Linked DNA regions of Homo sapiens: region 2 is linked to region 1. A link is a contact called in ENCODE Hi-C or POLR2A ChIA-PET data. All regions are on one chromosome and are shown on one strand. The core of a region is the stretch at or near the end of the contact, and the rest is flanking DNA. Distances in the headings are between cores, read along the strand shown.

What was found. A loop is a pair of places that touch in the nucleus more often than their neighbours do. ChIA-PET counts read pairs that join two places held with the same protein, here RNA polymerase II (POLR2A). Pooled maps may share reads with other maps.
Region 2: a loop to region 1 is called in a map of naive thymus-derived CD4-positive, alpha-beta T cell, with 5 times the contacts of the local background. The contact joins the promoter of LRP2 here to the promoter of BBS5 in region 1. A Hi-C loop is called at or near these places in 3 of 168 maps with a recorded cell type or tissue (CD4-positive, alpha-beta memory T cell and naive thymus-derived CD4-positive, alpha-beta T cell), 1 of 37 single-sample maps with no recorded cell type and 12 of 50 pooled maps. POLR2A ChIA-PET finds 5 or more read pairs at or near these places in 2 of 52 experiments (H1 and MCF 10A).

Annotation. Positions count from the first base shown.
Region 1 is chr2:169,477,210-169,481,242 of GRCh38, forward strand. It overlaps BBS5 (Bardet-Biedl syndrome 5), which reads left to right and starts at 2,285. Exons shown (of 12, transcript NM_152384.3): 1 at 2,285-2,403. The coding sequence starts at 2,345. RefSeq lists enhancers at 2,099-2,208, 2,219-2,558.
Region 2 is chr2:169,360,583-169,364,615 of GRCh38, forward strand. It overlaps LRP2 (LDL receptor related protein 2), which reads right to left and starts at 1,952. Exons shown (of 79, transcript NM_004525.3): 1 at 1,739-1,952. The coding sequence starts at 1,817. RefSeq lists enhancers at 1,803-2,436, 2,437-3,070.

The DNA.
Region 1 (4,033 bases), core at 1,035-3,534:
TTTGAGACCAGCCAGGGAAACACAGAGAGACCCTGTCTCTACAAATAAAATAAAATGAAATAAAAAATTAGCCAGGACTATGCCCGTAGTCCCAGCTACTCGGGAGGCTGAGGCGGGAGTATCACTTAAGCTCAGGAGCTTGAGATTACAGTGAGCTGTGATCGTGCCACTGTACTTCAGCCTGGGTGAATGAGACCCTGTAAGACAACAACAACAACAACAACAACAACAACAAAATCATATAGCCTCTGGAAAACTCCACTATATGTGAATGGGAGTTAAAAAGGCAAATGATGTCTTCACATTATTATGAATATAGTTTGACCTTGTGGGCCCCCTGTAGGGATCCAGATCAGTCTTTGTGAACCACTAATTTAAATAATTGTCATGCATTGAGAAAAGGGACTTTGATTCATTCAAGAAGTATTTACTGGGTCCTACTCTGTGCTGGGTATTGTTCAAAGCAGTCAACTAGATAGATCAGGTGTCTGTCCTCGGGTTGTTCACAGCAGGTGGGGCAGAAGGATCAGGGACTGCTGGAGTTGACATGTGAGCTGAGATGTGATTTGATTTGATTTGATTTGACTTTTTTTTGGAGCCAGAGTTTCGCTCTTGTTGCCCAGGCTGGAGTGCAATGGTGTGATCTCGGCTCACTGCAACCTCCGCCTCCCGGGTTCAAGTGATTCTCCTGCCTCAGGCTCCCGAGTAGCTGGGATTACAGGCGTCCACCACCGTGCCCAGCTAATTTGGGGTTTTTAGTAGAGATGGGGTTTCACCATGTTGGCCAGGCTGGTCTCGAACTCCTGACCTCAGGTGATCCGCCCACCTCGGCCTCCCAAAGTGCTGGGATTACAGGCCTGAGCCACAGCGCCCAGCCCAAGCAGAGATTTAAGTGACAAAGGGCAGGCCTATGCAGAGGTCTGGGGAAACAGTGTTCCAGGCAAAGGAAGGGGGCCCTCCAAAGTCTCTGAGCCCTGTCTGGCAAGAGAGCAGCCAGAAGTGAGGGTGGTTGGAGGTTGCAGACATAGGCAGGGCCACATTGAGCTAGGCCCAGGTAAGGAATTTGAAGCTTTAACTCTAAATTTCTTTTTTCCTCATTCTAAAACCATCCCAATAAAATTTATAAAAGTAATCAGGGAAGAAAGTGTGGGGGAGGGGACAAAAATAAACCAAGCTTGCAGCCAATTCGGCATTAATCATGAGGTCAGCTTCCTCTCTGACCTGCTTGCTCAGAGTTGTTTGGTGCCTATTGTCCTAGAATCATGCAGACCCTGTCACAAGATTATAGTTCCCTTCTATTGCTCTATAGAGAACAACTTGAACATTATGAAATACTCAGTTTTCCCTTTGAGATAGTCTTTCAGATCCTGCATACCAATGAAACTACTGCCTCAGCTGGCCTGAAGGATCCCACTGATGCCAGCTGGTCTGAGGAACCCGTGAGAAACTGATTCAGCAAAGAATGCAGCTTCCCTATCCTGATGATTTCATCTCCCTTACTCCGACCAATCAAGGACCCCAATTTTCCAGCCCCTCGCCCTCTGTGATCCTCTTAAAAACCTCAGCCCAGAACTCTTGGGAAGATAGATTCGAGGATCTCTTCCCATCTCTTTGCTAGGTGCCCTGCAATCATTAAACTCTTTCCCTGCTGCAAACTCTGCTGTCTTCGTGTAATGGGTTTGTTACTGCACAGCAGGCATACGAACCTGTTGATCCTATATCTCTATCACCTAGGCTGGAGGGCAGAGGCACGATCATAGCTCCCCGCAGCCTCCACCTCTTGGGTTCAAGAGATCCTCCCGCCTCAGCCTCCCGAGTAGTTGAGCCTGCAGGCGTGCACCACCACCCCTGGCTAATTTTGGGTTGGTTTTGTTTGTTTGTTTGTGTTTGTAGAGATGAAGTTTCGCTATGTTGCCCAGGCTAGTCTCGAATTCCTGGCCTCAAGTGATCCTCCAGCCTCGGCCTCCCAAACTGCAGGGATTACAGGCAGAAGCCACCATGCCCGGCTAATAACCTGAATCTCTTGACGGTGAAGAGAAATAAGGAGAGGGGTAAAATGGCTAAAGGATGTCTGTTTGGAGGCAAGGAAGGTCGCCCAGAGGTCAGGCACGCTCCCCTTGGCGGACACAGCTGGGCTTCTCAGAGACTCCTAAATCCTGCCTCGCATCTCAAATCGGCTTAACGACGCGAAAGAGCTGGGCGACGCGCGCGCACTCTCGCGGAAGCTTGAGTCTCGGCGCCCGCCGTAGACGTCGTGACAGAGGCGGCCCGTTGCCTTGGAGCCAGAGAGACGCAGCTAGGCCTGCACGGCTGTGGAGAGATCCTGCCACGGGCCTTGTTCACCATGTCGGTGCTGGATGCGCTTTGGGAGGATCGGGATGTCCGTTTCGACCTGTCCGCGCAGTGAGTTTCCAAGATTCCCGAGGGATCTTCAACCCTGTAGAGGGCGCCGCCGTGCGCGTTAGGGACCCGCGGGCGGAGACTGCACCTCCGCAGCTCGCGGCCCTGGTGAGGGTGGGAGGCTTGCGCCGGTCGTCCGCGCCTCGAGAGACCTCAGGCTGGTTGGGCCACTGTGGCCCTCTCGAGGCCGGCGCCGCGGCAAGAGCGCATCGGCATTACACAGTTTTGGTCCCATGCGACCTCCGGTTCCCCCATCCTGGCCCGCGGGACGGATCAGGAATGTGAACCTGAGCACGACCGGGGCCACCCGGGGCTTAGCGTCCCGTATACACCCACGTGAGCTTGGGATTTCAGTTTCATGGAAGGAACGTAGGTCAGGGACTCAGGAAACTAGGGTTCTAAAAGTAGATGTGTAATATCGACCCACAGTGTGGGCCCTTGAGCAGATGTCTTCATCATTCAAGCTAGAATCCTCATGTCTGTAAAATAAGGGAGGTGGGAGTAAGGCAGTCGTCAAAAATTACTAACCGCGCAAACTTTATGTCCTTGGTAAGCTTTCATCTAGTTATTCATATCAGTCACCAACAAGAAGGAGTCTTCTTTTGCAACCTGTTTTTGGAAATTATCATACATTAAATAGAAACCATGTTTTTGGAAAGTATCGTAAAGAAAAAGTGGTTAGAAACCTCCTACTCCAAAATCCAGGGCGGGAAATGCCGGTTGGGTTACTAAGTGTTGAGAAACGCTAAAGCTAAGATTCCTGGATTAATGGCATGGAGCTTCTTAGCTACTTCTTATCGTTCCTTATCATGGACCTCCCCTCCTTAGGTGGAATCGTTCCTTATCATGGACCTCACCTCCTTAGATGGAATCGTTCCTTATCATGGACCTCACCTCCTTAGATGGAAAAATGAAATATTGATAAATTTCTCAGGTTAAGTATAGCTAGATATCTAATGCTAACATGTTAGACCCTTTAAGAAGATGAAAGAGAAAGGAATTCGTAAAATTACGGACTGTAGTAACATATTGCGCACTTTCTATGACATTTTCTGTCATTCTTTTTTTTTTTTTTTTTTTTTTTTTTTTGAGACAGAGTTTCGCTCTTGTTGCCCAGGCTGGAGTGCAATGACGCGATCTCGGCTCACTGCGACCTCCGCCTCCCAGGTTCAAGCAATTCTCCTGCCTCAGCCTCCAGAGTAGCTGGGATTACAGGCACGCACCAACACGCCTGGCTAATTTTGTATTTTTAGTAGAGACGGGGTTTCTCCATGTTGAGGCTGGTCTCGAACTCCTGACCTCAGGTGATCCGCCCGCCTCGGCCTCCCAAAGTGCTGGGATTACAGGCGTGAGCCACTGCGCCCGGCGACATTTTCTGTCTTTCTTGTAGGGTTCTTAATCCAAACAAAAGTCCGTTTCAGTAACATTAGTAAACATTTATCCATGTTTTATTACGTGCTAGTTACTGGGCCGATAGCTAGAGACAGAAAATAATAGGAAATGATATTCATATCCCCCCGTTCTAGTGCAGGAGATACATACAGACAACCACTATAATAAATGTGGTAAATACCATTCTGAAAAAATGAGCGAAAAGCTGAGACTCATAGAAACAGAACAATTTATTCTACCT
Region 2 (4,033 bases), core at 702-3,201, 120 kb before region 1:
TTTTGCCAGGCACTGACAGGAACATATAGTAAATCCTATAGCTATATTTAGGACATGAGATACAACCCTAAGCATTGTGCAAACTCTGCACAATAATAATAAACCCTCTTTCTGCGTTACCAACACTGAGAAAGGGTGTTCAAAGGAAGGTTATTAATGATCTCTCCTTGCCTCTCCTGCCTTTCTGAAGACTTTTGCAAGACCTGTGGGGTTTGTTAGGGTTTCCAAACTTCTTCCCAGGAAGTCTGAAATGGGTGCTGCTAGGAGTTGCTGTATAATTACTTACTTGATTCCCTCTAAGGAGCTTACGCTAAGAATTGAGGAAAGAAAGCAGATTAACCATTTGAATACATGCCACGGCCCATCCACAAGCCCTCCCCTCACTCCTCCGTAAATGGGGGCTTCCACATTCCCCACCCATCAACCCCAATATGTGATCCAGGAAAATCAATTTATTGCTTTGGCTAATCCTACAACAATAGGGGTTTCATTTTCATTGTAGGGCAATTAAGTTGTCCGACGGGAGGGAAGGAGCAGGAGGGGAAAGGGGGGACTCTCCCATCCCCACAGACAGATTAGTCCCTGCGGTGGCAGCAGCGTCCCCTCTGTCTGTCTGGTGGTCGGTCACACGCAGCTCCCGGCTGCTACCTAGCAACGCAAAGCCAGGGGGAGAGCTCGCCGGTTCCAGCCTCCTCCTCGCCCTTCCCATTCATCCTCGGCCGGGTCTCTGTCTCTCTGTCTCTCTCTGTCTCTCTCTGTCTCTCTCTGTCTCTCTCTCTCTCTCTCTCTCTCTCCCTCTCTCTCTCTCTCTCTGTCTCTCTCCTCTCTCTCCTCTCTCTCTCTCTTCTCCCGCCCCAGTCGTTCTCTTCCCTCCTTCTTTCCTTATTCCTATTTGCTTCTCTTACGCTCTCTCCTCTTCCCTTCTTACTAGTTTTATTCTCTCCGCTTCTTTCTCCCTCTCTTTCCCTCTTCTCTGTTTCTGTTAAAACATAAACTATCGGACAACTTGAGAGAAGTTTAAAGCACTTCATACTAGAAACTTTCTGCATTCGATCCCCAAAACTCTGGCCATGCAGACGGGCCCCATTCATCAACACAAAAGCCCCCAGCTCCCAGCTGGAAAGGAAAACTTCAAGAAAAGACTCCAGTCCCTCAGCCACTCTCTCGGCCAATCCCACCTCCCGGCCTTATCTTGGCTCGTAAATGATCTGTATGGTGAGAGCGGTCTCTGGGGGTCACCGCGGGACCAAGTTTCGCCGGTGGTGGGAGGAGTGCTCTGGCCCGCGGCCCTGGGCGCGCGAAGGGATCCCGGGAGGGGCGCTGCAGGTGGAAAGCTGCGCTCTGAGCAGAGCCCGGGACCGCGCCGCCCAGCAGAGAACTCCGCTAGGGAGGGCAGGCTGCAAACGGCGGAGAACCTCGTTCTCCCGCAAAGTGCTTTCCAGGAGCATCGGACCAACGCCCGTGGGAACAAAGACAGGGTCTCCGTGGGGTGCGCTGTCACCGAAACTGGCGGGGCTGCTTTCTCAAGTTTGCTGCCGCTCAGTTCCTGGCGAGCGAAGAGGGGCGCTCCCGCTCCGGCTTCGCGAAGCAACCTGAGCGCCCCACCGGGAGCAGCTCCCGCGCCGCCGCCCGGCCCTAGCCCCTGCCCGGACGCTCTCCCCTCCGGCCTCCCGCGGACCCGACCCTGCCACAGCCGGGGAAGTGGGGGCTCCACGAGAGGCTCTGGCTGGGCTCTTACCTTGGCCACTGGCCGGCGCTAGGCAGGCGACGAGAGCCAGGAGCAGCGTGCACGCCACTGCTGCCGGCCCGCGATCCATCTCCGCGACGGTCCCCGGCCTCGCCGTTCCTTCCCCGGGAGGTGGGCGCGCGTAGCACACCGCACCGGCAGCGCCTCTGCTAGCGAACGCTCCTTTAGGTCTGCACCTCCGCCAGCTCCTAGTGGCCAAAAGCCTGCCCCCACGCCCGAGGCATCCCGTTTTCTACCCGCGCCAGTCCCCACCCTCCAGACAGTGCATAAAGCCCTTTAGACCCGACCGCCCCGGAACAAGCATGCGGGAATCCAGCGGGCAGGCCCCCTGCCGCCCGGCCCGCCCCCTGCACTTTGCAGCGCGGGGAGGAGTGGGCACTCGAACACACGCGTGCTCACACAGGGACACTCACACAGGCGTGTGCACACTCACACACGCACTCATACAGGCGCATGCACTCCTAAGTGTCACACCAACTGACACAGATTCACTCATACACGCCAGTCACACACGCGCGCACATTCCACAGTCACACTTCAACGCCGACATACACAGTCCCCTTTACGCGTGCATACAAGAGCACACTCCTGTGCGCACACTCTCACAGGCACACTCACACGTGCACACGCGCTGCCCTCGCCTCTCCGCAGGGTTTGCCCCGCACAGAAGCCGGCGAGGCGGCTCACGGGGAAATCTGCACGGACGCAGTTTTACTAAATGAGCAATGGAAAGAAATGGACGAGGAGGAAAGTCAAGAATAGAGAAGAGAAAGAAAAAATAAGAAATGGAAAAGGAAAGCACAACCAGACAAGTAAAAATGAAGGAAAGAGAAAGAAAGGGAAAGAGGCGGGGGTAGGGAAGGGAAGGAGTAAAGAGCCTGCTGGATGGAGATCTGTGACCTTCATTCCTGGCCTGATCTCTCTAGGCTCCTTCGGATATCTTGGTTTCCCCTGATAGGATACAGGCTGCTGAGATGGGGTGCTTTGTGTTTTTACAAATTAGAGAGGGAGGTGGATCTTTGTTGGGGAGGTTGGATCCTTATTTAGCAATTATTCAGCACCACATCTACAGGTGTCATGGCCAGATCGTGCTTCTTACAAGTCTGCTCATTTTGAAGCAAAATTGAAAAAGAGCGAACGTCTTCTCCATGGTTCCGGTACCCTTTTATAAGAAGGAGAAACACGAGAGGTTCAGGGAACCCCTAGCCTCCCTTCTTTGGGGCCGCTTTGGACAGGCTGGCAAGGGGCCCGGAAGCCAAAAGCACAAGTGGCCTTACACCCGCCCTCAGCGCACGTCCTCAGCCTGTACGTGACATCAGAGCCCACAGGGAGGGGTAAAAAAGGAGGGTTGATGCAAGTTATTTCCCGGTGGTGGGAACCCTGTGTGAGAAGGGGCTGTTTGCGGGCCTGAGGCCATCCCATCATCTCCAGCTCCAGCCCCTGAACCAGCGCGGCAGCTAGTCCCAGGCTCCGGATCCTGGTCCAAGAAGTCAGGAGCCCTTTCCCTCCAGCGAAGGGGCCGTGACGCATGGAGGAGACAGCCCTGAACGCACGTGGTCGCTGGACAGGTTCCCGCTGCCTCCCTTCCCCAGGGGCGAGAACCTGCCAATTACTGCCAGCCCCTTTCCCCGGGGCACAGGTCGTCCGGGGCTCTGCTGACCCCAACAGTCCGGATCGCGTAGCTTCCGTGGGCTGCAGTGGTAGGCGCAGCTTTAGGTGTGGGGGCTAGGGGAGGGAAAGGATAGGTGTTACTTTGGAAAGACAAAAAGAGATAAATAGACACAAAAAGAGAAAACTTAGGCTTAAAGAAAAAAAGGTGGAGCGGGCAGCGTTGTGGGAAAGAGTGGGAGAGATTCCTGGATTGGGAAATCCAGAGGTCTGTGCTCTGGCCAAAGTCACTGGTTCTCTATTTGCCTCCCTGCATAGTGTTGGGCGCTGTGCGGCGCGGAGGAGACAGGACTGGGGACAGGAGAGCCGGGGTCTGGGGAGGGAGGGGGCGACCGGACCGGAGCGGGAGGAGGGAGGCGGCGAGGGGGCTTGATGCTGCACTCCAGTCTTCGCGGGTGATTTATGCCGGTTCCGGGCGGCCGAGGCGATGGTACGAGACCGCGCCGGGGTCAAGCCGGTCCGACGCCCGCTGGGGCCGCGCTGCATAGTCAATGAGCGTCCCCGCACCTCCGACTTACAAAGAGCGGCCGCCGGCTGGCGGGAGGGAGGAGCGCGAGTGCGGGAGGGGCTGGGCTCCCTCCAGTGCGCCCGTGGGCGCGCAGGCGCGAGCGTGTGTGT